Regions from separate parts of the Homo sapiens genome. Here region 2 is linked to region 1. Evidence: chromatin loops called from intact Hi-C (ENCODE). Cell type or tissue: ascending aorta. All regions are shown on one strand.

The links. Peaks named below come from ENCODE experiments on the same cell type or tissue, not always from the same donor. Only the 100,000 strongest peaks of a DNase experiment are listed, where the experiment ranks them.
Region 2: it touches region 1 in a loop (2.8-fold over the local background); 1 of 110 quality-filtered maps calls a loop at or near these places.

The regions. Positions count from the first base shown.
Region 1 is chr3:28,573,560-28,576,059 of GRCh38, forward strand. It overlaps LOC107986012 (protein transport protein SEC31-like), which reads right to left. Exons shown (of 3, transcript XM_047449399.1): 1 at 1,794-2,500; 2 at 401-453. The coding sequence ends at 2,178. It overlaps LINC00693 (long intergenic non-protein coding RNA 693), which reads left to right and starts at 1,719. Exons shown (of 5, transcript NR_038840.1): 1 at 1,719-1,816. In ascending aorta, a CTCF peak has its summit at 1,544; DNase peaks (open chromatin) are centred at 1,802 and 2,342; H3K4me3 peaks cover 1,408 bases; H3K27ac peaks cover 1,121 bases.
Region 2 is chr3:28,666,671-28,669,170 of GRCh38, forward strand. All of the region lies in intron 2 of LINC00693 (long intergenic non-protein coding RNA 693), which reads left to right. Among named protein-coding and RNA genes, the nearest start is that of LINC00693, 93 kb to the left of the region's middle. RefSeq lists a silencer at 1,102-1,261. In ascending aorta, a CTCF peak has its summit at 1,172 (motif pointing right); a DNase peak (open chromatin) is centred at 1,181.

The DNA of each region.
Region 1 (2,500 bases):
ATGAAGAGTCATTTAAGGCAACTGCAAAATAGTAACACAAATACCTCAGATGACTAGTAGGGCAAAATTTTCAAAATGTTGCAAGCTGTCTTCATGCTTGAAGTAGCAATTTACATGCATAATTAGGTGCAATCAACAGTTTTGAAATGTAATATATTTTCCGAGTCCATATTTACTTGTGACAGATGCTTAAAAAAAACTGTCCCCCAAAAATAGAGGGGCAGAAGAAAGGAGAAATATTTGCATTTAACAATAAGAATCTTTAAAAGGACATGTCTAAATTTAGGACAAATTTAATTGAAGTATTGTATCTTTATTTTGATTTAATCTTCATTTAAGCCTTGAAAGAAGTTCACAAACGTATTTTGGAAGTAGCAAGCATGGAAGAATAATAACTTACCAGTCAGCTATTCCTGCTGCTGTCTGAACTGACATGTGATTTTTATTGCTACACTGTAGGGAAAAAAAAAAAAACAAAAACCTGACAAATTCAAACCTTTATTGCACAAAATATTATTGACTTTCTTCCTGTCTTCAGAAGGGGCTTCATTCTCTAAAGATACCAAATATCTTTTAGGAAATTTAAATAAAGGTGATTTAAACCGGTAGCTTCTATTTTGTAAATCAAGGTCTTCAGATGAACACTCAGTGTGAACATATATCATCTTACTGTTCTCGGTATAACAATGTTAGGTGCTCGATATGCACAAAGACACTCTGCTAAGCACATTACACATATAATCTAATTTACCATTATAAACGTTCTATAATGATTGTTGGTTTATTACCAGGTACTGGGGAGGAGCTCACTCTATTTTCAACAATTCCCAATTTAGAAAACGAACTTGAAATCTGATTTTTAGAAAATCTGAAGAAAAAGAGAATGGGTAATTTGGTCCCTAAACTTTTTCTTCTTTTTCAAAAACTTGTTCACATTGCATTACCCAGATTGGTTGTCTACACTGATGAAAGTGGCAATTAATTTCTGTCACACATGCAGAGTCAGATTAAAAGATAGCATTGAGGGATACAACCTAATGATGTGTTCTTGTGTAACTGCATCAATGGGACAGTGTGTCTTGATATGTAAAAGTTGTGTTTAAGTTAATGCAAAGCATTCATGGGATGAGCAATGCAATTTTCCAGTTTCATCAAGCAAGTGTGATCTGTGATACATGCTAGGGGAAAAAAGCCATCCTCTGCCAAGAAACGCATGAATAGTTCATTAATCTGCTGATCCATTTGGGAGCATTATGGAATTCAAAGCCCAGAATAATGGGCTCTATTTAATATTGAACAGGTTCTTGATAACCCGCCATTTCTCTCCAGAGCTGCTTGAAAGTCCCTCCTGGACGTGCAGAGTTGCAGTGGCAGTTCCCATGAAGTTGTAAGCTACTACCCAGGATCAAGTGGTGTTAAATTGAGAAGTCATCCTGTTCACCTGACTAGTGGTGAACCCTGATTTAAGAATTTCCAAGGCTACCCTCGCCATCTCTATTTAAATTTATAGACGCAACGCACTGCCTGCCCTGGGGTCACCACCGAAGCCTCCTGGTGGAGCCCTGCCCTGCTGAGGACGCTCTTCCAGCACAGAACTCACCACCAAAAAGAGACGGCGCCCAGCTGGCGCCCGCCCCGGGCACATTGCAGTAAATGCCTGGCAGCGACTTCTCGCTTCTCCTTCCTCCTACCCCATCGACCCTCTGTTGCCGACCTTTACGCCAAACTCCGGCGCGCCGCGAGACTCGCGTCCTCGCTGTCCCCGAGGGGCCCCACCCCTTCCCGGTTCTAACCTGCGACCTGGCCAGAGGCAAGGGTAGGTCGACTTCCTGCCCGGAATTTGCCGTTGGCTTCTCCTTCTCTACTCCAGTTCTTTAGTGCAGGGCTGTGCGGCGCGGAGCCGCCAGCGGCAGAACAGACCCCGGAGCGGAGCTCTGGGATACACACACGCGCAGCCCGGAGGGACTGACCCCGGAGGCGCGCTCGGCCGGGAGAGGGAGGGGACCAGGGCCAGCGCGGAGGCGGGGGTCACCTGGGGTTGGGGGTGGGCGCACCAGCCCTCCGCACGCTCCTCTCTTTCTAGTCCTCGCCGCCACCACCTCGCACAGGTCGGAGATCCCTCCTTTCCTTGGCTCCTTTGCGTTGGGGAGGGGGTAAGGCTGAGGGTCGGCGCTTGGTCAGCGGGCGGGGAAGGTAGATTTCACTTGCACCTGAGAGTCCCTATTCTTGCCAGCTTCGCCGGGCAAAGCCCGGCGACCAGGTTGGTTCTTCCAGCAACTTTGTTCAGAAGGTTGGTAGGGAGGAGAAACGCCAAGGGGCCCCAAGAGACGCTGGAAAGCGGCTAGGAGCGTGGGCCGGGCTGGAGAGCAAGTACCCAAGCGGCCCTGAGGCTGGGAGCGCGGCTGGGAGGCGCCGCCGCCGCCGCCGCCGCCGCCGCCGGGATGCGCTCTGCTTAGCGGGACTGCCGGGGGCGCCTGAAGGCCAGCGCTCCAAGGACACG
Region 2 (2,500 bases), 93 kb after region 1:
GGCTCACTGCAACCTCCGCCTCCCAGGTTCGAGCAATTCTCATGCCTCAGCCTCCCAAATAGCTGGGATTACAGGTGCCCGCCATCACGCCCAGCTAATTTTTTGTATTTTTAGTAGAGACAGGGTTTCATCATGTTGATTAGACTGGTCTCAAACTCCTGACCTCAGGTGATCCACCCGCCTCAGCCTCCCAAAGTGCTGGGATTACAGGCATGAGCCACCGTGCCTGGCCAGTCATCCAGACTTTTTAACATTTATTAGTTTAGCCTGTGTCTGTGTGTTATTTAAATGGAGTCATACAATATGTAGTATTTGGTATCTGGCCTCTTTGCTCAATTTTATGTCTGTAAGATTTGTCTATCTTTTTATGTGTAGTTGTTGATTGCTCATGCCCATTACTGTGTAGTGTCCCATTGTATGAATAACTACAATTTATGTATCTATTTTTCTGTTGCTGGAAATGTTGCTTATTTTTAGTTTATTATTATCACAAGCAGGACTATTAGGAAATTTTCATATATATATATATATGTACCATTCAGCACCCATAATACACGTTTCTATTGCGTATAATCTTAAGAGTGAAACTGCTAGGTCATAGAACATACATATGTTCAAAAATTGTACTCTCAGTTTATATTCGCACTACCAGTATATGAGAGTTCTTGTCCATGTAGCATATATTCTAATTTTCAAAATGGTTCTGTGACATAGTTACAGTTTTATTGTCGTTTTTCATTTTAATAAAATCCGAGTCTTAGACAAGATAAAAGACCAATGTCATGTACTATTAGTTTATACCCCAATGCAGTCTGACCCCAGAGCCTGTATAGTTTAGTAAAGTGTCCAAGGGAGAGAATACAGTCGTGAGTTCTTAGTTTCCCTTTCTGGTTGGGTCAGTGAAGTCCCTTCCTCACCCCTCTTTTCTGTTTATCTCTACAGACAGAAACTAAAAACAATGGCTACAGGCCGCTAAAAGCCTAAAACAAAACAAAACAGAACAACAACAACAAAATAAGTTGGCTTAGACAAGCTTGCAAACCACTATCCTTTCTTATGCCTCTAGGTTAAGGATGTTATCATATACAGGTGTCCTCTACTTGGTAACTTTCACAGCTCATTTCCATAAAGCCAAATGCCAGCCCAGTGTATGTCACCTCCTACTGTGGCCAACAGATGGCGCTAATGGTGGTTTGAAACTTGTCACTTGGGGCTTTTGAGCACATGAGCTCAGACATAGCCTCTTAGAACTAGTCTTTCTCTATAATGGTCTGAGCTGACCTGAGAGCCAGAAACTTTAGGATCATTTCTCTCTCCCACCCCACCTAGTTAAATCCCAAATCCCATTCATCTTAATCAGAAATAATTCCTGAATATGTACCCCTCTCCATTCTCTCCTTCCTCTGTGTGTGCTCTCCTCCTGTCCCTTTTTTTAGCACTCATCACAGGTGGCTATTTATGTATCTGCATTGCCCTGCTATGCTGTGAACTCCTCAGGGCAGAGACTGGGTCATATTCATTCTGTGTCCCCGGTGTCTGACAGTGCCTGGCACAAAGAAGGTGCTCACGTTGGGGACTGAATAAAGTTCCCCTGGCAGAAACCCAAAAGGTTCAAAATGACTGTTCTTTCCTGTAGTCACAGAAGCTCACAGGGCATTTGACTTGCCCTGTATGCTCTGAATGGTCTGGTATCGTACTCTGACCTATGGGAGATCAGGGCTTATTATCACACAGGCTTCTGGCCAACAGTGTGGCTTATTTGTACATTCCATCTCTCTTCTTCCAGAAGATGAAAGACAGGACATGATACAAGCTACGAGATCATTTTTTTAAAGAAAAATGGGTGGTTGTCATAGCATTTCTGGTGTCAGACTGCAGATATGATCAAGCTGTCCATTTACCCTGGTTCAAATTGAATTGCTGGTAATTAAGAATGGGGAATGGGGTTAGGTCCATCTGAGATCAGACAGCAGAACCATTAAGGACAGATAAATCCCTTTATGAGAAATAAAGAGACTCCTGGTTATTAGACTGTATGTTTGTGGGCTAGGTGTTTGTTTTTAATCACAAAGTTTTGTACACTTGGAAGAGGTTAGGTAAAAACATTAAGCAGATTAACATTTTACAAATATTTTCTTTCCCTGACCGTCCTTTTCTACCTCCTTCCCACAGTTACAACTTTTCAATGTTAGTGCTGATATTCTCTCTCTCTAGTATATCACTGTGTTGGGTTAGGAGCCAGACTGCTTGGGTTCAGCTCTTGGTGCCACCCCTCCTATTTATGTGATCTTGGGCAAATTAACCTCTCTGAGCCCCAGATTTCTCATTAGTAAAGTGAGTTTACTATTATAATATTACCTTCCTCATAGGGGTGTAATGGGGATTAAATGAGTTTTAATACATCTAAAACTCTTAGAATAGTGCCAGCCCATATTAAGTGCACTTGGTAAATATTGGCTTTTTTTTTTAAATCACACCAGACATAGCTGTTTTATGAAAG